Linked DNA regions of Mus musculus: all the other regions are linked to region 6. The links are chromatin loops, found by intact Hi-C in ENCODE. Cell type or tissue: heart. All regions are shown on one strand.

Region 1 (4,000 bases), 850 kb before region 6:
TGGCATTTTTTATAATGATCTTAAACATACAAAAACATGGTTTGGTACCTGAGTCATTTTTAGAGTTTATGCTCAAGTAAATGGCTAGGCAAAAGCAAATTGTCTTTTAAAACAAGAACTAAGCAAGTCTCTCACTGTTGTAGCTGGAAATGGCTCCAGAGGTTTAACCACAGCATAGTGCGCAGCTACCGTAGTACCATAGTAGGACAAACTTGGTGGAAGTGTATGTGAGTGTGTTTCTTCCCATTTGTAAATGTCCTGAACCATAAATTACTATCAGGATTAACTGACAGAGCAAGACTCCCATTTGGCTGTGTAGAGATGGCCAGTCTGAGGGAGCATCAGAGCCCTGTGGGCTGTGTGCATAGGGACAGCTCTGTGGGGTGTGTGCATACAGACAGTGCTATCTATGATGTGTCTCACATTGGATGATATTCCACTTTCGGAATTTTTTTATTTGTATATAGAAATGGGTTTAATAACTCACTGTGATTCTGATTTGTCTTATATTCATCATTTCTTAAAACTCTTGTATGTGTTTTTATAATAAAAAATAAAAGCAAGCCATACACACTGTTGTGATTGTTTTATGTGGTGCTTGATGTCCCATCTGTAGTGCGGATGAAGATGTGTCCCAGACTGTGGAGTGTCAAATGGTTCTGTGTAGACTTCGCTATTCAGTTATAATTGCTGTCTATAAAGTCACACCTGACAATGGTTCTGGTGACTTGCATCTGTGTCTTAAGTAGCTTTCACAAACATGAGTGAGTGGGTTGCCCCTTTGGAAGTTCTTCTTTAGTGCCTCCTTCTGCCTATGCTCTGAGCTAGTGCTCAACGAGCCTGTTAAGAGAGAGCCATATTCTCAATGGGTAAGTCTCTTAAGTCATCACCCACTGGACCTGGCAGTGATGGGTCTGTAATCACAGAGAAGGGGCACAGACGTCAGCATGAGATCTAGGTCCTCTGAGGAGGTAAAGTTGGAAGGACCCAGAAGAGCATCTAACAAGAAGAGGGAGTAGTCGCATTCCTCCTGGAAAGTGAAGGTAGTCCTGCTGAGGGTGAGAAGGTGTGGGGCCCAAATGCAAGTGACTGTCCATGGGATCCTCTTCCACAGCAGCCTGCAGGGCACTTAAGGCTGGGCTGCAGGTCTCACTGTTTAGCCCTAGCCTCCAGAGGTGTGGGGCTGCTGAAGGGTAAAGGATGCTCTGGGCACGCCCAGAAAGGCAGATTGACATAGGTCCTCAACAGGTACAGGAGGAAGAGGGGGTGCAAGATATTCAACTGTTGGTGGCCTTGAGCTCCCCCCCCCCCCCCCCAATAAGCAAAATTAGAGATCAGGGCAGAGATTTGGGGATCAGTAGCTGATGGAAGCAAGCGCTGACTTGCTCATTCGTATTCATATCCTCCGATTTTTCCTTCCTCACTCTTTCCCTCCTCTTCCTTCCCCTCCCATCTGTCTCCTCATCTAGAGAGAGCTTCGCCTCGGCCCTCCTGAATGGAAGGTGGGACAGAGTGGAAGAAAGCACAAGGTCCCCATTGCTAGGTAAAGCATTGAAGCATCTGTTGGTGAGTGGTGGCCTGTCGAGGTGGCAAATAAGTGGGAAGGGAGAGGCCTCGCTTCCTGTGTCTTGAGTGTCCAGGAGTTGGGCATCTAGATGTTTCCACAGACAGTGGCTTCTCCAGTCCAGTAGTACCAGTTCCAGCACAGACTCCATCCATCCATCCATCCATCCATCCATCCATCCATCCATCCATCCACATGGACAGAAGTCACCCATGGTGCTGTATGACTCTCTGCAGGCCAAGTAGCTTTAGGCTGATGAATCCTGGTACCCAGCAGAGTATAGATGGAGGCTTTTATCATCCTGACTGAAAAGTGAAACTGTGTGGAGACAAATGGACTGGACGTACCTGCTGGCCCTCCGAAGACCTCCAGGGTCATGGTGCAATATATCCTTGGAGCTGTCACATCAGTGAAGGTGGTCATTTGTGGTTTTTTCCTCATTATAAAAGATGGGGCTGTGCAGCTCATCAAATGCCACTGTGGAAGGAGGATGGATTTGAATTGTGGCCACCAGAGGGTGCTGCAGACCATCTTGTAAGCAGAGCCAGGTGACTAGGTGGCTGCTCATCAGGAAAGCACTTTCCTACTCCTAAGCTACTAGTTTGGCTTCTTGGGCCCATTATGTCTAAGGTACATGGGGGTCAGGTGGGTGACAAGGTAACAGGTTCAAATAATTTTTAACAGTTCAGTCAAATTCTCTCTGGTGATGGTTAAAAATAATCACAAAATAAAACACTTGAGGGCAAAACCCCAGATGTCCAGGCGTATTACTGGCTGTGGGCAGGTGTGGCACTCTGGCCTGATGGAGCCGTTCAGAGGAAAAGAGCTTCTCACATGTTCTGACATGCTCCTATAGGAAGCAGTTAAAGTGTGACTAGCACTTACGGGTACCTTGCAGCAGAGATGAGACAAAGGCTTTAATGAGGCAGTTCTAGAAGCTGAATTTCTAGAGTAAGGAAGGAACTAACTTTAAGCCATTTCTGCGCCCTGTCCGACACTTCCTCGTGAATGACTATGAACCCTGGACACCCCTTTCCTGCCTTTCTAAACAAAGTATTAACAGATGCTATTTTTATACCAAGGCATTACCTTCTTAATGTTCTTTGACCACCCCTCCTTTGTCATCAGTGTGTTTACCACTGGTAAGTAATTTCTGCGTGCAGCTGAAGACAAAGTCAAAGGCCAGAGAATTCCATATGGGTGGCATGGGTGCAGCATTTATGAAGGACTCTGCTTCATGGAGGAGGTTAGATCTTCAGCAGGCTCGGCGAGATACACCCCTGGGTTCCTCCTGCTACCAGCCTCTCTACTGTGCCAGCCCCAGCCCTTCCCCAGTTCCTGCTGGGACTCACAGGCCAGCCTACCACTTCTGTAGAGGATGAAGCCCGTGAAGATCTCTGGGTAGGTTCAAGACACACATCCCTGCAGATGAAACTGAACCAGCTGGGTGCTGAAGAACGTATCAGTGTCAACAAAGCACGGTTACCATTACCAGCAATTGATGTTAAATTGAATTAGGAAAGACTGGCCATTTTCTTTCTCAAATGGGAGCAAGAAAATGATACCGCCATTCACTGCCATTCTAGAAGTCCTAGACCAGGGGGATCAGACTGGTGAAAGAAGAAAATAGCAGTAAGATTGGAAAAGAGGAAGGTCACTGTCACTGCACATAATGTGACTGTAAACAGAGATCTACAAAAAAAAAAGAAGTGTTAGGACTAAAGAATGCACAAATCTCAAAACAAAGAAAATAGCATTCAAAGTTCAGTAATACTGCCTTTGCCGACCATGGGATATCTGAAGCAAATCAGGACAACACCACCAAAGGCAATAAGGTCAACAAAAGAAATGAAAAATCTAAACACCCCAAAAAGAAGTTTTTGATGCATACAGATAGAAAGGCTACCCTGTGTTCACAGGGTCCAAAAATCACTACTGTAAAAATCTCTGAAATCCGTTGCAATCTAGAACAAACAGGACATTCTATACAATTGTACAACCTCTAGTCTGAACTCTCTGTTCAGAGCCACAGAAACCTCCAAATAGGAAAGCAGTCTTGAGCATAAAGAACAATGCAGAAGGCATTGTGCTGCCTTAGCATAAAGCACTATCAAGCTGTGGTAGTCAACACATGATGGTACTAATGTGAAAACAGACTCACAGATCAATGAGAGAAATCTGCAATCAGACTCCCACATCTAAACCAGCTCAACATAGTTATGAAAGAGCACAGTGGGGAAAAGTCAACAGGTCGTGTTGGGAATGGGATATTTATGTTTACTAGTTAGAAAAATAAAACAGATGGAAAATCATAAAACAAACTAGTCAATGAAAACTAGAAAACACTTCAGGACACTGGAATAGATGGGTTTTGGGGAGATTGCTGGCTTTTTTTTTTCTTATCAGATCTCAAAAACATAGGCAAGCAAAACACAA
Region 2 (4,000 bases), 360 kb before region 6:
TCCCAAAAGTCCCCCATACCCTCCCCTCCCCACTCTGCTACCCACCCACTCCCACTTCTTGGCCCTGGCGTTCCCCTGTACTGAGGCATATAAAGTATGCAAGACCAAGGGGCCTCTCTTTCCAATGATGGCCGCGACTAGGCCATCTTCTGATACATATGGAGCTAGAGACACGAGCTCCGGGGGGTACTGGTTAGTTCATATTGTTGTTCCACCTATAGGTTTGCAGTCCCCTTTAGGTCCTTGGGTACTTTCTCTAGCTCCTTCTCCATTGGGGGCCCTGTGATCCATCCAAAAGCTAACCATGAGCATCCACTTCTGTGTTTGCTAGGCCCCAGCATAGCCTCACAAGAGACAGCTATATCAGGGTCCTTTTAGCAAAATCGCTAGTGTATGCAATGGTGTCAGCGTTTGGAGGCTGATTATGGGATGGATCCCCGGGTATGGCAGCCTCTAGGCAGATGGATGAACCTGGAGGGCATCATCCTGAGTGAGGTAACCCAATCACAAAAGAACTCACAGGATATGAACTCACTGATAAGTGGATATTAACCCAGAAACTTAGAATACCCAAGAGACAAGATACAATTTGCAAACACATGAAACTCAAGAAGAACGAAGACCAAAGTGTGGACACTTTGCCCCTTCTTAGAATTGGGAACAAAATACCCATGGAAGGAGTTACAGAGACAAAGTTTGGAGCTGAGACGAAAGGAAGATCTTTATTCTTACACATGTACACTGAACTACTAAACAGTAAAGAGTGGCCTGTGTGTGTCCCACAAATATCACAAAGACACTACAGATGCATGAAGAGGGAAATGATCAAGTGCATGCAGTTACTACCATGAAAGATCCTTTGGAATGTCACACAGAGCATTCTTCACAATATCCTTGAATTTTTTACCAAGTGAACCCTCACAACGAAAAAGGGAAGCAAACCCATTCGGACTCAGTTAACCTACTTGGACTCGATCCCTCCATCATCCCAAAAGCTTGCTAATTTTGGGTGTGCTCTTGTCTTTCCATTTACATAATCCTGCTTTTTTTGTCAGCTGACTGCAGTGTCTCTTTTTATCTTCAAGTTTCCATATATTTCCCATTCAGAAGAATAGGCATTTTGCTGTGGTTTGAATGAAAAGTGTTCCCCACAGACTCATGGATTTGAGCACTTGATCGCATGCTGGTAGTCCTGTTTGGGAAGGTTTGGGTGGCTTTGTTAGAGGAGGGGCAGGTCACTGGAGAAAGAAGCTCCTCATAGATGTGGCTTTGTCATAACCTCGGCTCTCTGTGGTACATGGCATTTCAGTGGACATTTGTAATGGCATTAAATAAATAGCCAGCCAGAGAAGACTAAGGGACCCACTACTATACATAGGAGGTAGAGTTTGCCAAGAATTTGGGCGATGGAAAGTCCAAATCCACACACTCTGCTCACATCAACAACACGGCCCAGACAGAACCCTTTCCTATACCCACAATACTTGTCTTTTCAAAATAAGAGTACAAGGGAAAGATATCAAGCTGCTGAGTATAGTTGGGATGAGGTTGCTCTGGCGAAAGACCCTGGGCTTACTGACCAGGCTAGTCAGTGATGTCCACCAGGGGGAGAAGTTGGGAAAGCCCAAAGATGCAGCCAGCCAGCAGACAACAGATAGGAACAAAAAAACTCAACTACCAGCCGTTCTTAATCCTAGATGCAATCTGCACTTAGGGAGAAGTTGTCCCAGCCAAACCAAAGAAAATTAAGTGGAGTGCATCTCAATAAATTAAATGGGATTAAAACAAAGGCACAGAATGCTGCAGCCATCTCTAATTTGGGGGCATAAAAGAAAAAGGAGAGGGGATCTTAATGGGGTTCCCACAGCCATTAGAGTAGGAAAAGCCATTTCCATAAATTATGGAAATGGGTGCTGGTCTCAAGTGCATCCTATTTTCATATTGTTTTGCAGTCTTAATGACATAGGCTATTTTTGCAACATCTGTTTTTGGGGACCCCCCTTTCCTCCCACACTTCATTAGAAATTCTGCAGCAATCCTTTATGAGCCACTCCTGCTGGGAGACGAATGGTGTGCCATTGTGTGACTGTGCAGGCCATGATGTGGAGTTGAAATGGCTTTTCACAGAGTATGTTCTAACGTGGCCCCAGACAAGTGACTGGATGGTGCAATTCTGAGAAGCGCATGCTTCATACTTGAGCATGCGTGACACACTAGGCAGAAGCAGAAGGTTAACTTTCTAGGGTTCTGGGGATGGGGCATTGATCATTTCCAAGCAGTAGTGTTCATTTCAGGTTCAAGTACAGACTGTGCTTGAGAAATTCAATGAAAATTCTGAACTTATTGCCCATGGCAATGGCACCCGGCACCAAGTGTCTTCAAACAACAACATTCACAGAAATTAAACCCCAGCAATTAAATACAGCAAAGCAGAGTAAACAGAAATGGTGACAATCCTCCAAAGCTCAGGACTCTGTGAAGGTGGATCTACAGAGACAGGCCACTGATCATGATGGCCATCAGGGAGCCCCACACTAGTCTTAGGGTGAGAAGTAAGCAAGAAAAGGAGGGAGGAGGAGAGAAAGGGAACAAAGAGCAAAGAAGCATAGGAAGTACAGGTGAGGAGGGAGCACTGGTAAGAAGGGAGCACTGGTGAGGAGGGAGCACTAGTGAGGAGGGAGCACGGATGAGGAGGGGTGTGTCCTGCCATCATCCTGCTGTCCCTCTTCAGCATAGAAACCACTGGTCCTCAGGGAAGACTCCCTACAGAATCACAAAGAAAACCCCGTGTGAGATATGCTTGCAAACCTTCTTCCATTTGTGATTTTTAAATTCCGCATTTTCAAATGAATTTTATGTGCATTCATGTCATTACATGAGAGGATCCATTTTTCATAGTGTACTATACAAATCTAAACTTCAAAAGAAAAAATTGGGGATTTTTTTGATTTCTACAACTGTGTGACCCTCACACTACTGACTATAGAACATTTATAATAGGATTGAAATGGTATGTGCCTGGCTATGCAGTGTTTGGTTGATGTCCCTGGGAGGCTTGCTCTTTTCTGAGGGAAGGCAGACTGGGGTAGATCAGAGGAAGGGGGAAGTGGGGAAGACACTGGGGAAGGGAGAAAGAAGCTATCGTTGAGCTGTAATATAGGAGAGAAGAATTTTAAAATGAACACAGTCAATCCAATGGCTCTACATTTCTAGAAAAATATCAGAAAGAGAAAATAGTGATTTTCTGAGAAGGCAAAAAATAATAGAAAAAAAAAAGATAAGAAACTCACCTTCACCCTTCTTCTGTTCCTTGCCCTATTTCTGCTTCCTTCCCATACATTCATTCATCTCAGTAGTCATTCTCCTGTGCACAGGGCAGGAGCACGCTCATACACACACACACACACACACACACACACACACACATACACACACATACACACATACATACTCAGAGACATACACACACATACACACACATAAGCACAAACATACACACACATACATGTACACACATAGACACAGACACACACACACAAACATACACTCAGACACCTACTCAGAGGCAGACACACATACATGTACAGACACACATATAAACACACCCAGACATACACACAAACACACACAGACACATACTCAGAAACTGACATGTGCACGCGCACACACACACACATACACATGTACAGACACACACAGAGACACACAAACACCCAGACACAAACCCAGATACATACTCAGAGACATACAAACACATACACATGCATAAACACAAACACCTATACACACTGACACACACATTGACCAACACATATACATGCATGTATAGACACACAGAGACATACACATACGTACTTACACACACAGACTGACACACACACACACATAAACACAAACACACACACTAACACACACATGTAGGCAAACAAAGGCACACACAGATACACAGACACACAGGCACACAGACACACACACACATGTACATACACATTCCATCCCT
Region 3 (4,000 bases), 250 kb before region 6:
GAGTTTTATGCTTTATGCTCATATTTTCTGTGCACGACACAGCCCTAAGAATATAGACCTTGTTAGGACAGCTGGAAGCCAAGACTGGTGTGAGTGAAGGTAAATAGGCTTTAGCCCTCGATAAGGGGAGTCAATAGTTGATTCTGAAGCTAGGTGGTCAGGCACTTGCTGTGCTCTTTGCTTGCGAAGCAGAGCAGTGCATGAGAAGAGGCACCGGGGTGGACTTTAAGAGCTTCCTGTGCACCTTGACCTATGACCTGGGTCTCAGTTCATTCTACTTGCCCCAGGGTTGTTTGCATTCACCTGACATCTGAGCATCTATGCATTCATTCACTTTCTCATTTACCCAGTCACCTACTCACCGCCAAGGGCACAGGGAGGGCCTCTGGGATCCAGCAGCTCACCTGTCTTGTTCTGTCTCTGGGTACAGCAGGGCCCAGGCTATGGTGTCATCCCCTAGGTAACTGGATGGAGAATATGGAGGCTCATTCAGGAGATGTCCTAGGGACATAGATACAGATAGACAATGTATACTGTACCAAATGCTGGCATAGAAACTCTGTGACAGGCAGAAAATGAGACAGTCAATTAGGCTGGACAAAGTAGGCTTAATGGAGACAAGGAACCAGGAGGATGGGGTGGGCTAGGCAGAGAAGCAAAATCAATAGTATGTGGTGTGTAAGCGTGTGTTTGTGCACGCCTTCCTCTGTGCCCTTGAAGACGCTCTCAAGGTCACACACAGCCAGATCCTGAGGGACATGCATCATCTGTAAGAGTTGTCTAGTGTCTGAGCCACTCAGAAATGATTAAGTTTCCCATTTTAATCTTAGCCCTGAGTACCTTTTAGAACCCATGTTGACATTCACACTGCATCACGTATTGTACTAGATGAATGAACATCTTCTGTTTTAATTACAAATAGAACCCCTAATTTGATAAGATCTCTACTGTAGGTAGATGCTATTTTTATGTTGCTACTGACTAAATTCCTAAATGATGGCAGTTACAGAAGTATTTTTAGTCGGCATACTCGGGAAAGCTGGGCAGCTGGGGGTGGGGTGGGGAATGGGGCTCTGTTCAGTCACCTGACTGGAGTTGGTGGATGCTGTGTGAAGAAGTTGCAGGGCTAATGTAGAGATGCCCGCGGGCCTCATACAGTCCTGTAAGAAGCAGCTGAAGGGAGTCCCAGCAGGTCCCTGTCGCCATGCAGCTTGCAGCACGGGGCTGACAGCAGCCTTTCCTCCTGGGACTGTAGTTAGCTGCTCCGGGAGACAGCAGGGTGAGGCTCGGATCATTCTCACATGGGCTCTGGTGTTTTTAATCAATGCTAAGACGCTTCCCGGAAACTGGCACTCATTACGCATCCCTCAGAATAAGGCATTTGGTTTTTTGCAGGTTTGTGCTGCCAAGGCTGTAAACTAGTGTTTCTGCCGTCTGCTGAGCGAGAACACCGTCTGTGTTTACGGTCAGACGCATAAAGGGTAAGCATGAAGGGCAGGTGGAAAGATCTCCACCAAGGAGCGCAGGCTCAGACACTGAGGGATAGCACACTGTAGCGTTGCGCTGTGGGGGCCCCCTCACCCACCTACCCTCGCTACCCCTGAGCTGCCAGCCTCCCCCAGGCACCACAGTCAAATCTGCCTCGCTGGCAAGTCTCCATGGGAACCCTGCTCCACTCTCTGAGGGCTCCCTGGGACTTAGTTCTTAACCCCCAACCCTCTGCAAAGATTTCTGTTTCCTACCCCTGAACCTCACCTCCTAGGGACTTAATCCCTGGGTCCTGTGTCAGTCGCTGCTGACACTTCATGCTCCTCTTCATAAAAGTCCAGCACTGCCCTGCACCTTACAGTTCAGAGCACCTGACTGTTTCCCTCCCACACACACCAGTGTGTCATCGCCCTAACTAGACTCTGCCGTGTGCTATCCCGACGTCCAACACCAGGGGGCGCAAATTAGAAAGCAGGATTCCCAATCTACCCTGGAACCTGAAACCTACTTACTATTACTAGATAAGGGCAAAACAACAGATCCTAAATCCCAGTCATGTAACAAGACAAAGACCAACTCCATACTATATGTAGTAATCTCAGTGGAGCCCATGATTAAGGGCCAGTTCCATAATGGTGCAGGCTAAATTGGGTTCTAATTTAAATTCATATTTGAAACACTGATCCTTGGGCACATCAGAATCTGACCAAATGTGCTACAATGGAAATAAAATTGAAGTGAGACTCTTTGGCTCCTCCATAATGCAACTGGACTTGTCTAAGAAGAGATAGAAGGTAACCAGACAGGAGCATGCAGAGAAAAGACCATGTGGAGAGGCATCAAGAAGACATTCTGGAAGAATCCAAACCTGCTAATAGCTTGGACACAGGAGACCTCTAGCCCCCTAAATAATCAGGCCAATTGCATAGGCTCCAAAGCTGTGGCATTGTGTCTTGGTAACCATAGCAAAGCAATGCACATGGTTTCACCTGTAAACTTGTACACCTAGGTGTCTACATATATCACTATATAGCCATATACCTACAACCAGTGTACCGACAGGCCTGCATGAATGCATACTTGAACACCTGCATGCCTGTGCCTGTGTGCTTACACACCTGCTCACATGTGTACCTGCTCATGTGCTTACCCTTGCACACCTGCTTGTCTGCATGGATGCACATCTGCATATTTGCATGCCTGTACTCCCATGCATTTTGAATGCCTGAGTGATTTCACATCTATCTGCCTGTGCAACCTTGTACCTGAGCATTTGTATACCCGCAAGCTGCATATCAGCATGCCTAACACACCTGAATGCCTGCCACTGGGTCTGCTTCTGCCCTCGGGGTACCCAGGCACCATTGGGCACTAGGCTGGATTGGAAGGAATGAAGCTTAGCTGGATGGGTGGGTTAGCAGGATCTCAGCCAGTAGTAGTACTGGAGAAATAGCCTTCTCCAGAAATGGTTTTCAGTGAAACACCTCACTTTATGGGGGGGGGGGGTCCAAGGCTTATATGAACCTTGGGAAGCAGGTATGTGTTTGGGGGATGAGTGTACATCATTGTCTGCGCTGAGGTGCTGGGAATGGTTCATTTGCATGAAAAGGAGTTCCAGGTGCTTGCTGGACATCTTCTAGGGAGAGAAGTTTAACTTGTAATTGGGCCACCGGGCTACATGATTATCTCAAGGATGGCAGAGGTGGTGGTAGTGGTGGTGGTGATGGGGATGGGGGTCATACAGGCTTATGCAGGCCCAGAGCAAGGAGGAAACAGCCCTGCTCCTGCTAGTCTCAGGATGAGATTATCAGGTTTGTACATATCTTGACCTCACTCTTGCTCTGGACTGGCCCCCCACCCCACAGTGGCACAGCTTTGCAGCCCCACAACTGTCTGCATACCTGCATATCTGTATTCAAGCTACCCTTGAATTCCTGCACACCTGTGTGTCTATATGCTTTTATAGATCTTCACCTACATATCTACACGCCTGAGTACCCGTATATCTATCTGCGTCTCTACCCATCTTCGCACGTATATGCTTGAACACCTGCACACCAGAGCACCTGCAGGCCTATATTACACACCTGCATGTATTAATCACCTGTAAGGCTCTCAGCCTAGTACTCCCTGAAGCAACTGCACTCTACCCACCACTGTTGCCATAATCCCCTCACAGCACCTGTGGCTCAGGTTCCACTTTGGCATCTGTAATGAAACTCTCTGCAGAGAGGCGGTGCTTCACAGTGCTCCACAGAAGGCTGCCATGAACACTAAGCTTGGTCTGTTAGGTGTCTAAATGGAAGGGGCATCTACCTCAGGTTTTGATGATTCAGGCTTCCTGTCTGAGAGCAGAACCCAACCTCTATGATCTTCTCCACCAGCACCAGGAAGTCATTACTTTAGGCTTCCTGACTCAGGACCAATGATTACATGAGACGGACTCTGGCTGAAATAGTAGACTCCTGAAATATCTAAGACGTGTTCCCAGCTATCTTCCTTATATTGTGAT
Region 4 (4,000 bases), 490 kb before region 6:
AAAATGGAGGGAGAATGCCAGCTTACTCTCTTGCAAAGGTCCCCAGAGGACACCAAGTCAATACGCCAGATTCCCTTCCTCTGGTTTGATTTTCCTTCTCATTCGGTGATAATTGTCAGACAGGTCTAAGTTGAAATTGGACGAGGAATCCATAATACGTTCTGCCTTGATTTTTTTTTCTTATTAGCTAAAACTTGCTCCTCTCCCTTAACCATGATGATAGAGTGACATTTTAAAACTGTGTGGTACCTGTCATTTGAAGTGTATGGCCTTAGAAAAACATGAGGGGATGGCCAAAAGGACGCCATGCTTCTAGGGCTGATGTGCGCTGCAGTTGCTGCCTGCCCCACAGGCAGTCCTGCTAGCCCAGATGTGCCTAGCTGTGTCAGTAGAGGCTCCCTTGGCTACCCAAACCCTGATCTGCGCAGGGCTGACAGAGCTGGACAAGTGTTCTTCGTGTCTGGATACTAAGTGGAACCAGGAGGCAGATGGGGGAAATACCAGTCTCTCCACTTGATGGATGCTTGCTTAGGGCCACAGGCTGGTGTGACTCTGGATCCCATTCTTAGCAAACAGGTATGACTGGGAGCTACTACCATTGCTCTATCCCAGGTAATCTCAAATGTGGCTCAGAGTTTGGGCCAGCCTCTTCTCAGGGTTTATTCTCACTGAATGTGGTTGTATAAAATGGCCTCATGGGCTCATACATTTGAATGTGTAGTCATGCTTTGTTTGAAAGGATTAAGAGATATGGCTTTTGGAGGAAATGTTTCACTGGACTTAGGCTTTGAGGCTTCAAAGACCCACGTAAGGCTCACAGTAAGATCTCCTTCCCTGCCTTTAGATGTAGCTTTCAGCTCCTTCTCCTGCACCATGTCTGCCTGGATGCTGTCATGGTCCCCACTATGATAACAATGGGCTAAAGCCTCTGAACCTCCTGTCAGCCAGCCTCCAATTGAATGCTTTCTTTTATAAGAGTTACCATGGTCATCACATCTCTCGCAGCAATAGAATATTGATTAAGACATTGTCTTTCCTGAAACCCCAAGGAAGCACTGTTTTTCCATTCTGGAGCATCCAGTGGTCAAAACCATGCTTTACTTTACCCGCATGGCTATGGTTGTTCTTCTCCCATACTTGGGAACGTCTGGGGAGTCCATGTCTCCCTTCGTCACCTTCTCACTTCACTATCCTTGTCTACAAGGTGCCACTCATATTGCTTCTGACAATTGTTGAAGTCCAGATTTATAGTCAGCAAAGAACTTTTGAGTCTAGTATCCTATGGTAGGAAAAGCCAACACTGTCTCCCCCAGGAAGGTTATCTGAACTGGGTATTCATGGACAGAATCACAAGTAATGGGTCTAACTATCAGTTCAGTGTTCAGGGTTCCCTGACTATAGATAAAGATAAAATCCAAGGACTGGCCTAGCTCATAGGTGGATGAGTGCTGTGGAAGAGAATACTCCATAGCTAGCAACACCCCCTTCCCCTCATCAAAGAGTGAGGTACAAGTACTCTTCAACTGTGGGTACCAGTCCAGGCAAGCAGCAGGATAGACCTTGCATGGCTCTGAAGATCTGCAGACTGGGTCTGAGGAGGTTGCTGGAGAGAAGAGTTCCATTGTGCTGAGATCTCACTATGGTCATAGGGAAGTGATGTTTTGTGTGGTTTCTGCTTTCTACTGGACTGGAAGTGCCAGTCTCAGGAATGGAGCATGTATAGGCTTGGTAGTCTGTGATCTCCAGGCAGGAGTCTGAGGATCTGTGGGTATCAGTGTTTAGTCTTTGGCTCCCTATTCCATGTACACGTTAACCCTTCAGCACCCACTCCCTTGGCTTTCTTCGGGCCATGACATCTAGGCTCAGGGACCATCAGCTACAGCCATAGGAAAAGAATCCTTAACATGTAGGAGTTCTGAATAGACTATTTTCAGAAGCCCTCCAGGATTGCTCGTGGCAGCAACTGAACGGACAGAATGCAAAGACACCCAATTAAACACCACCTCCCCAGACATTTGCCCAGCAGTGTTCAGGCTCTCTGCAGGAATCCTGTGGGTCCCTCAAGCACAGAGCGCAGCACCGGTTCCAACCAGTAGAGGGAGAGCGAGAGCGCAGAGATCTGTCGAGGCTCTGGCTGTGTGTGTCACTGCACTGTGTGTGTCATGGCGCTGGTGGCATCTGCCAGCCGTTTGCCGTCAGAATTGGCTTTAGCCTGTGCCAATCAGTGCTGTGCCGTGGGCACCTTCCCTGGACCCGAGTCAGCCCAGACCGTTCCTCATAAGAAGCACTAATTGGCATGCAAATAGCAGGCCTGCCTTTCCTCTGCCCAGCTCAACTTCCCAGGGAGTCCGGGACCTGCCCAGGCTGCATTTACAGACCTGGTCAAACCCCCACCTGAGTAGGATACCCAGTCCTTAATGATGTTTGGGTAGGCTAACGACGAGTATCAAATCTGCCCAGGGTGCATCTGAAGGCCTGGTCAAACCCCGCTTGCCTGGGAGAGCCAGGCCTGAAGATACTTGAAAGGAGTCCCAATGCATCCAGCCTGACAGCTTCCTCCTGGGCACCGGAAAGGAGAGAAATTTGGAGTCTGAAGGGTCATTCTGGTATGGTGGGCACACAGCCAGTGTCCTGACAGGACCTCCTCCCCCTAACTGGGTCCCTGCTGTGCTTTTGTTTCACTCGCAATTTTCCAATCCCTAGAATCGAATCCTAACCCAAGCAGATCCATATCCCTGCCCCGACCCACCGCCATTCTAGCTGTTCTTAGCAATAAGTGTGTCACCAGGAGCAAACTAGCCTGTCAGGCAGGTCAAAGGCACACAGGGCAACCAGGACTCTCTCTTGTCTCTTGGTTCCTTGAGGTAAAGCAGAATGGAAGGACATTTCTTTGTTCTTTAAATCTGACAAAACAGCAACAGGAAGAAATATTCTGGGGGAATTTCTTATATTTTTCCCCCTTGAACTATAGACAGTTATTCAGCCCCACATTAGCTTTTAACTGTGATTCATAAAGTAATAGTGGAATCATTAGTGCAAGAAGCCATTTTTCATGCTAAAAGTCTGTTCTTTATCAGCTTTCTCCTTACACTGTGCCATAGCCGTTTGCTTCTGGAAGGAGACAGACAGGACACACAAACCTTAGTGTGGCCCGATGGGTGGTGAGCTGAGACCTTTTGAGGAGAATGTCCTTGCTCTGCAGTATCCAGCATGCATCGGCTGTGCCTGTCATTGACATCTTGTGTGAAAGGACGCCTCTGAGTTCTCCACAGAGAATTATGGAAGGTTCTAGAGAATGACATATATACAGCAAGCCACAAGGGCCAAATGTCCGTAAATTAATTTCATCTGTAACCTTGCTTGTCTGAAGTCCACAGTGCCATTCTGTACCTTCCTAACTAGGGCAGTCTGTGGACTCTGTAAGGACACTCACTCCCCAAAAGACAGGACAGAATCCTCAGCACGGGTCTGCAGCTTGCCCTTCCTGCCTAGTAGGATTTAAAACTCCACCCTCCCTTCTCCGTGTGTTGCCTCTGAGCTTACTGATGATCCCAGGGTAATTCACATCAATCCCCAGACTGGAAAGAGAGGGTGGGTAGGTAAGATGGGGCTGCTGCGTCATGAAAGTAGAGAGTTCTCAGCCATTCTCACCTGTCTGTTCCCATCTATTAAAATGGCTGCTAATTAATCTCTCCTCAAGCCCCAATCTCTGTCCCTGTCTCTCTCCCCTTCTCCCCTCTACCTGTGGGCGGGGGGCAGTGGGGGGGGGATGGAGTGTCCAGGAGTCGGGAATGGACCTTGAAAGGCAGCCTGTTTTGGTTGAGCAAGGCGTGCTCCAAAGATCCAGTAGAAAACTCTACAAGGGACGGAACAGTGAGCCACGTTCCCAAGACAGATGCCCGACACCACAGAGCCCCCAAATCCATACTTCTGTGACTGTAAGTCACACAAAGCCCCAAGCTTCTGGCATTCTGGCTAGACTCCACCTCCACAGTTACCT
Region 5 (4,000 bases), 70 kb before region 6:
TTTTCCTGTGGCCTGAAGGCCTTTCTCCACTGAACTCGGAAGCATGTTTTTATATTTTCATGTGACACTATTCTCAACAACACAACACTGGAGAGAGAGTTATCCTTTTTTAACCCCATTAGCCTACTACAACCCTAGAAGACTGGTGGTCCTGCCTGTGGCACCTGGGCCTCGCCTCCCTCCCTCTCACTGGCACTCACAGCTAACCAAGAATCAGAGAGACCCAGTGATACTTACTCAAAAACTTCCAGAGGCACCGTGATATCGTGCAGCTGCTGTCTGCATTTATCTATGTCCTGTAAGCCCGTAACAATAAAGTTTCTGGGAAAAAGGCAGAGTGGGGTACGTGGTTAGTTCAGAGGACAGCACAGCACACCCCTACACGGCACTGGCCACTGTGCTTCAATTCCTGAGGGTTAAAACGGCCAAGGTCAAGGACACCGGGGCAGATAACTGAGGTGGCAGCTGGGTATGAGATAGCCACGGGAACTGGATAAGAGAACAAGGCCAGTCACAGCAGGCTCTGGTCTAGGCAATGCGCCAGCTTGTTCCCATCCCACAAAGCCCTCCTTGAGGGGCAAGACCACAACTCTATACCTTAGTAAACATCCCAAGTGAGACACAATCCTGTACCCAGCTTTAAGAGACTGAACTGTGGGTAGAGATGGTTTCTTGGGCAGTCTCTCATTCCAGAAAAGGGTCTCCCCTGGGTGGGAACACAGAGAGGCGGCTTCCAGGTCCAGACACTAGAGGCAGGACTGGCCGTGTCTCAGCTAGGGCTATGCTGGCTTCCTTCTCCCAGATGAACCTGACTACCTGTCTGCTCTGCCTGTACCTTCATGTTACCTTCCTAACCCAGGAGCACCAGCACCAAGGCAGCTCAGTGGCTGGGATCAGAGGGAAGTCGGGAGACTGGCGCTAGCTACCTTAACAGGCTTCTTCCTCCCTAATGCTGCACACACCTGAACCCTTAATTGCCACGGGATTCTGGGGACACCTTTGGACTTACAAAATATGTTCAGATGCTTAATTTTTCCCTTCTAAACTCAGAAAGGAGGTGAAGAGAGAGCAGAGCTTTCTGGAGTGCATGTCACTGAATGGAGTTTCAGGGTAGACAGCGTGGAGAAGTGGGCTCCAGTTTAAGTGCAGTACCCACAGTCAGCAAGGAAAAAGCCCATCCCTAGTGGGTTGAACCTCGGCTCCCTCCAGAACCACTCCAGATCCCTGGAAAGTGTCCCATATATAAGCGGTGAGGCCTTCTCCTGAACACTGTGTTGTTTCCCTGTAGGCCATTCCAAGGCCTACACAAGATACTGTCAAGAAATCAACCCTCTGTGGTGGCCTTCTTCCACAGCGAGGCCTATGCAGCAGGTGGCTCAGGGCCCCCCTGAGGTGTGAAGTCAACCTCCCCAGTGCGGTGGGGTGGGGTGGAGTGTCCGTGGTGCCTACCTCCCCTTACGGCATCAGGGTAGTCCCAGACTGTCCTGTAGGGTCAGAGTGGTGCCAGCCTCCCCTGTGGGGTCAGGAGGGATCCTCCTCCCCTATGGGGTCAGGGTGGAACCGGCCTTCCACGTCCGGCCAGGATGGACCTAGAGCTACCTCTATCCCAGCGGGGTCATGACTGAGCCTCCTCTCCTGTGCGGTCAGATCCTCCTTCCCAGTGGAGTCAGGGTGGAACCGGCCTCCAGTGGGGTCAGGATGGAGCCCGTCCGCCCCGGTCAGGACGGAACTCGCCTCCCCTGTGAGGTCCGGTCAGGATAGAACCGGCCTCCCCTCGGGGACCCGGGATGAACGTTAGAGCCCCAGTGGGGTCCCCAAGGCCGGCGGGCAGGGGCTTCGCACAGACGCGCCGAGCCCTGCCGGGCCGTCACTCACAGCTTCTGGCTCAGCCCCGCCTGGCTGCTGGGCTGGAAGTCGCTGACGATGATGCCGAGCTGCCGAATGTTCTCCACGAACTTCTCCAGGTGCTCCTCCAGATGGTCAAACTTCTCCGCCATCGCCGGCTCCGCCCGCCTCTTAGCCTCAGCTCCGAGCGACTCCGGGTCCACAGTGCTCGCCCGCTTCCGGCTTCCGGAAGCCCACATCCGTTTCCTCGGGGGCGGGGCCTCCTGGGGGCGGGGCCCGGGCGCTATGGGCGGGGCAAGAGACGGGGTAAGCCTTTGAAGGGAAAACCCGCTTGGAAGCTTCTGAACTGTGTGTGTGGGAAATGTTAACCTGGAAAACACAGCAAAGGCATGTGTAAAGGGGCAAAAATGAAAACTCTTAGCTGGTACCTAGCTTTTCTCAGTAAAGAAAAAACAAGTCTCATCAGGGAAGTAAAGAAAGCTAGATTGAAGGACAAGAATTTAGATACAGTGGACCTTGTATGTTCATAATCTGGAAAGCTTGCGAGATGTAAGCAATTTTCTTTAAAAGATAATTATCTGGGCCCAGTGAAATGGTTCAGTGGGTGAAGACGCTTGCTGCTAACCCCGACAACCTGAGTTTGGTCTCCAGAATCCTACATGGCAGGAGGAGAGAACAGAATTCTATAAGCTGCCCTCTGACCTCCAGACAGGTACTGTGTCACAGGTATGCCCACACACGGCATACACAGACACACAATACATAATAAGAAAATGTATTTAAGTGGGAAAGTCAAAATAGAGCCATGCTTTTTAAAACTGGCCAGGAGACAACAATCACTTTCAAAAAGAAAAGAAAGAAGGAAAGAGAGAAGGAAAAAAGGGAGGGAGGGAGGGAGGGAGGAAGGAAAGAAGGAAATACCTAAGCCCTAGGTACTTTTCAACTCACTTTTTAAATTAATCAAACATTAAAGAACAAATTATTTCAAACTTCTGCAGACACTTTTAAGTGCTAGAAAAGGAACATTTCACAATTCAATTAAAAGGGGTGGTGAATTTGATATGAAAACCAGTCCTGAAGGACAAAAAGAAGAAATATAAGTAAGTCTTTCAACCTTCATGAAAGGAGAGACAAGGGGACAAGTGAGAGAGACAAATAGGGAGAATGGGGATGCCAAGGGATGTATACAGGTTCTCTGTGTTAGACTAACAGAACTTAGAGAGAGAGAGAGAGAGAGAGAGAGAGAGAGAGAGAGCGCACACGTAATATGAATTTATTAGAATAACTTATAGGCTGCCGTCCAGCTATTCCAATGGTGGATGGCAGTGAACAGAGAGTCCAAGAATCCAGTAGTTGCTCAGTTCAGTCCGTGACACTGGATGTCTCAGCTGGTCTTTGCTGGTCTTCAGTATACACTGGAATCCCAAAGAATCAGACTTTAATGTCAGTGAAGGAATGGATGTGCTAGCAAGGCAAGGGCAAGCAGGCAAAGAACAAAAGCTTCCTTCTTCCATGTCCTTATATAGGCTTCCAGCAGAAGGTGTGGCCCAGATTAAAGTTGCACCTCCCCACCTCACTATCCAGATCAAAGGTGTATGTCTTTTTATCTTAAAGGTTCAGAGCAGAAATGGATCCACCCACTTCAAACCAAGCAAAAACGTCCCTAACAGACACACCCTCTATTTCTGGATTCCTGTTCATTCCATATGTAGTCAAGTTGACCACCAAGACTAGCCATCCCAGCTCTCCAAATGCCCAGAACTGATATGTTGAATGCATGTATATTTAGTTTTATATATGTGGTGTTAGAGTGTCTGACAGGGTGTGTCAGGGGTGATATAGCAATGGCTGATTCATGGTGGAAAAACTGAGAATCCAGTTGCTGTTCATTCCGCGGAGCTGCATGTTTCTGCGCCCCCAATCTGTTGCTGGACTCCTGGGAGATTCCTGGAGAGCTATCAGGGTATGGTCTTCATTGGGATCTGAAGGTCATTGGATTTAGTATGGGCTCCGGCAACAGGAGAGATGAACTTGCCAGAGAGAGTGAAGGCAAGCAGGCAAAATTTTTCTTCCATGTCTTATAAGCTGTTAGTAGGTGTGACCCAGTGTATTAGTTAGAGTTCTCTAGAGTCACAGAACTTATGGATAGTCTCTA
Region 6 (4,000 bases):
CAACCACCATTAACTGGCTTTTCTCCCATCATTCACTAAGAAAATGCCCTAGGGCTTGCCTATAGCCCTACTTAACTGAGACTTTTTTTCTCAATTGAAGCTCTCTCCTCTCTGATGGCTCTAGCTTGTGACAAGTTGACACAAATTAACCAGCACATCTTCCTTATGTTGCCTCTGTCAGACATTTTGTCAGAGCAATGAGAAAAGTAGTTGATACAGACATCTGCCAGCCCTCTCTGTGTCTCCTTTTCACCTTCTTTATGCAGCCAGCATGCTTAAAGGAACTCTTGGGACACTGCAGGCAGATCTACCCTTTTGCCCTTCCCTAGTGAAGATGAGGATGAGGAAGATGGTGGTGGTGATGGTGATGGTGATGAAGGAGAAGGCAGGAAGAAGAGGAGGAGAAAGAAGAGGAGGAGGATGAAGAAGAAAATGATGATGATGATGGTAAGGAGGAGGAGGAAGAGGAAGAGAAGGAAGAAGAGGAGGAGAAGGCTACCGTGGAATGCAGTGTTAAACAAAGCAATCAGGAGCCCAGGACAAACAGACCTTGATTCAGCTTCCCTCAGATTCCACCAAATAGTCTGTGTTGTTCTTAGTCCAAATCACCCTGTGGGTCCTGTTGAAAGTCAAAGGATTGACAGGCTCTCTGGAGAACCACCCTCTCCCAGGTGCAATGTTGGGTGGGTGTGAACCTTCTACTCCTCATCTACACCAGCTAGCCTGGCTCCCCCATTACACATCTATCCCCAAATCTGAATCTCCAAACCCAGGTCTGTGTCTTCACAGCGACATCACCAGTTATTTTCCACAGTGAAAACTCAAAATTTGGTAAAAGATGTGAGGGGCAGAAAGGCAAGGGGCTGTCATCTAGAAGGAACGCCTGTCCTGAAGAGCTGAGCTGCTTCCCCTCCCCTCTCTTCCCCCCATCCACACACCAGCAGAGGCAGTAGGCTCTGACGCCAGTTAGGATGGCAGCGGGATAATATTCGTTGTTCTTGAGGGATTGGTTTCGCCTACGCCATTGGGCCACACGCTGCACACCGGAACCGTCACAGTTCGAGCTAATCTGAAATAGATTTTAGTTGGAATTTTCACCAGATTTTTAAGTGAGTTTCCACAGGCTGAAGGAAGAAGGAAAGGCAGGGTGGACTGTGAATCTGCAGGCGGAAGGCGGATCTCTCCCTCATTTGAGTATTGTGGAGGTCCCTCACTCAGGAGAGCAGCCCTGGGGGGCGGGGAGGGGGTGGCCAACGGGGGTTGCTGCTCGGAAAGTCCTTTCCCGCTCTTAGCACCGGTCAGCGCCAGAGAAGGCGTCTGGTGTTATTCTCCGCTGCATTTTGGAAAGCAGCCACCACGCACAGCCTGGCCATGGAAAGCCGAAACGCTGCGGCCAGCAGGCAGGGGATGGGGTGGAAGGAGCAAACCAGTGAGGGCTGAGTGGATTGGCTAAAGGTTTGCTTTTAGTCGTGACTTTGAACGGGCTGTTCTTTAAGTTTGCAGTAGATCTACCCTTTCATCCCGCTTTCCGCCCTGACTTTAAAGTCCTTACGTGTTCCTTCTGTCATTCTAGGCTCCCACCGCCCAGAAGTGTTGCGTAGAAACATTGGGCTCATACCTCTGGTTAGAAGGATTAATAAAGAGGTTGATTTCCACCTTTTCCCTCTGGTTGTCCTAAGGAGGTTAAATGGGATATAAGGCCCGGACCTCAAACACAGCATTCAGGTTTTAGGGTCCCAAAGAATGCAGTGATTCTGAGAGACCCTATTAGCACGCTCAGGCCAGCCCTCCCCTGGCTCCCCAGCGCACGCAGCTAGCACGCAGCCAGGAGAAAATGGTGCGGGCGCGTACCGCTGTCTCCCCCCAGCGGCCGTGCGTGTGTCGCCGCAGGAACCTGGCGGCGGGGGTGGCTCGGTGCAGTCAAGCCCGCGGCTCCGCCCCGCGCTCCCCCTCCCGGCCGGCAGTGCCGCCCCCTCCGCGCCGGGCTCGGCTCAGACGGAGCAGCCGCCTCTGCAATGTCAGCAGCCGCAGCGGCGGCGGCAACGAGAGCGGCAGTGGCCCGGGCCCCGCGGTAGCCGCCAGCGCAGCACGGCCCGGCAGGCGCACAGCGCGACTCCACGGCCACCTCGCTGTCTCCGGGGCACCGCGGGCGGTTGTGCGCGCCGCGGTGCAGCTCTTAGACTCGGGACCAGCGGGTCTGCGGCCGCGCACAAAGGACCACGGACACCCGGCGTCCGGGGACTGCGCCCAGGGACCGGCCAGGAACAGCAGCTGAGCCGCGTCTCCACGCCTCCCCTCCCTGGGCTACCGGAGCCCTTGCCCGAGAAGACCCGTCATATGACAGCGGCGACAAGGCGGCCAGCGAGCGCTGGTACTGCCCGCTCCGCTGCGCCACGGCCGCCGGCTCCTAAGGTGGCCCTCGCCGCGCCCCACTAAGCGGTCGTCTGCCTCCCCCCCACAAGCCCCGTGCGTCCCAGCTATCCGGCTCGGGGAACAGGAGCCCCGGCAAGCCCCTCGCCAGAGCCGAGCCTAAGATGGCCACGCTGCTCCGTAAAATCGGGCTCATTCGCCTGCACAACCGGGACACCGAGGACCCCAAGCACCACCACAACCACCGTGGCGGAGGCGGCGGCCAGCAGAGCGCATCGCTGCGCGGCAAAGGTGGTGGTAAGAGCAGCGGCCACAAGCAGCAGCAGCAACAGCAGCACCCCGGGGGCTCAGGCGACGCCAGCCCGGGGCCCGGCAAGGGCAAGAGTAAGCGCGCGGCGGAACTGGCCGCGCGCGACAAGCAGCCGCAGCCAGCCGCGGGGGCGGCGGGGGCGGCGGGCGCCGGGGGCCCCCGGGAGCGGGCGGCGGGCGCCAGGGCGGGGCCGGGCCCCGCGGTGGCCGCGGCGGCGGCGGGCGGCAGCCTAGTGCCCGCGGCGCGCCAGCAGCACTGCACACAGGTGCGCAGCCGGCGGCTCATGAAGGAGCTCCAGGACATCGCGCGCCTCAGCGACCGCTTCATCTCGGTGGAGCTGGTAAACGAGAACCTCTTCGACTGGAACGTGAAGCTGCACCAGGTGGACAAGGACTCGGTGCTGTGGCAGGACATGAAGGAGACCAACACAGAGTTCATCCTGCTCAACCTCACCTTCCCCGATAACTTCCCCTTCTCGCCGCCCTTCATGCGGGTGCTCAGCCCGCGACTGGAGAACGGCTACGTGCTGGACGGAGGCGCCATCTGCATGGAGCTGCTCACGCCGCGCGGCTGGTCCAGCGCCTACACGGTGGAGGCCGTCATGCGCCAGTTTGCTGCCAGCCTGGTCAAGGGCCAGGTAAGACGGCCAGGAGCAGAGGCCCGGGTTGGGTGGGGAGTTCGAGGCTAGGCCTGAGATGGAAAGCGATGTTTGACCCCTCTAGGCGTAGGTGAGAACTGGCCCAGATCCTCCCGAACAAGCCTGCCAGGGACGCTTCGCCCCACCTCCTCCGCTTCTTTTCGTAAAGGATTTCTCCCTGCCTGTTTCTGTACCTGGTCTCTATACCTGACACTGATTCTACTAGAACCGCGGTGCTCTCCGGTTGTCAGTTCTCTTGCTTTCTCCCAGGTCCTCTCTCCCTTTCTTCTACTTTGCTTCAGGTTAACCTTCGGTCCTTCTTCCCTCCAACCCCTCTCCTAGCCCTCCTTTTCCCCTTTTCCACCCTCCTAAAGTCTCCCATACTTTTCCTGCCCCGCTCCACCTCTCCTCTCCAGTCTGCTTAGGTGTTCTCTAGTCAGTGTAATTGTCTCGAAGGTGTGAACTTTTCCTGAAGCCCAGAATCTAAGTGTCCAGCCCAGTACATCACACTCAGACACACACGTGAGCACGCGCGCGCGCACACACACACACACACACACACACACACACACACACACACACAGCGGGGCGGCGCGGGGAGGGGGGGCTCTTCTTCAAACCTCTCAGGTGGGCTCTGTTTAGACCAAGGCAGCTGCCTGCTGCTAAGCTCTCCCTCGCCCCAT

The links. Hi-C counts contacts between places; a loop is a spot of excess contacts. Peaks named below come from ENCODE experiments on the same cell type or tissue, not always from the same donor. Only the 100,000 strongest peaks of a DNase experiment are listed, where the experiment ranks them.
Region 1: it touches region 6 in a loop (2.6-fold over the local background); 10 of 42 quality-filtered maps call a loop at or near these places.
Region 2: it touches region 6 in a loop (4-fold over the local background); 2 of 42 quality-filtered maps call a loop at or near these places.
Region 3: it touches region 6 in a loop (9-fold over the local background); 24 of 42 quality-filtered maps call a loop at or near these places.
Region 4: a loop joins it to region 6, with 10 times the contacts of the local background. A loop is called at or near these places in 6 of 42 quality-filtered maps.
Region 5: a loop joins it to region 6, with 5 times the contacts of the local background. A loop is called at or near these places in 9 of 42 quality-filtered maps.

The regions. Positions count from the first base shown.
Region 1 is chr13:70,585,266-70,589,265 of GRCm38, reverse strand. Ice1 (interactor of little elongation complex ELL subunit 1) reads left to right here. Exons shown (of 19, transcript NM_144837.3): 19 at 1-577. Among named protein-coding and RNA genes, the nearest start is that of Gm36267, 13 kb to the right of the region's middle. In heart, a CTCF peak has its summit at 2,068 (motif pointing right); no DNase peak of the experiment used is centred here.
Region 2 is chr13:70,094,708-70,098,707 of GRCm38, reverse strand. All of the region lies in intron 2 of Gm3772 (predicted gene 3772), which reads right to left. Among named protein-coding and RNA genes, the nearest start is that of 1700084F23Rik, 68 kb to the right of the region's middle. In heart, a CTCF peak has its summit at 1,608 (motif pointing right); no DNase peak of the experiment used is centred here.
Region 3 is chr13:69,989,367-69,993,366 of GRCm38, reverse strand. It overlaps Gm36019 (a long non-coding RNA gene), which reads right to left. Exons shown (of 4, transcript XR_382628.3): 3 at 405-501. Among named protein-coding and RNA genes, the nearest start is that of Gm36019, 7.8 kb to the right of the region's middle. In heart, a CTCF peak has its summit at 1,930 (motif pointing right); no DNase peak of the experiment used is centred here.
Region 4 is chr13:70,232,719-70,236,718 of GRCm38, reverse strand. 4930520P13Rik (RIKEN cDNA 4930520P13 gene) reads right to left here and starts at 3,897. Exons shown (of 4, transcript NR_036596.1): 1 at 3,798-3,897; 2 at 3,141-3,288. In heart, a CTCF peak has its summit at 2,093 (motif pointing right); no DNase peak of the experiment used is centred here; H3K4me3 peaks cover 553 bases; H3K27me3 peaks cover 245 bases.
Region 5 is chr13:69,807,928-69,811,927 of GRCm38, reverse strand. It overlaps Med10 (mediator complex subunit 10), which reads right to left and starts at 2,046. Exons shown (of 4, transcript NM_138596.2): 1 at 1,876-2,046; 2 at 238-321. The coding sequence starts at 1,997. In heart, no CTCF peak of the experiment used is centred here; a DNase peak (open chromatin) is centred at 2,087; H3K4me3 peaks cover 1,959 bases; H3K27ac peaks cover 1,442 bases.
Region 6 is chr13:69,737,875-69,741,874 of GRCm38, reverse strand. It overlaps Ube2ql1 (ubiquitin-conjugating enzyme E2Q family-like 1), which reads left to right and starts at 1,978. Exons shown (of 2, transcript NM_001145162.1): 1 at 1,978-3,317. The coding sequence starts at 2,535. In heart, a CTCF peak has its summit at 1,874; DNase peaks (open chromatin) are centred at 1,354 and 1,914; H3K4me3 peaks cover 3,261 bases; H3K27ac peaks cover 1,540 bases; H3K27me3 peaks cover 2,120 bases.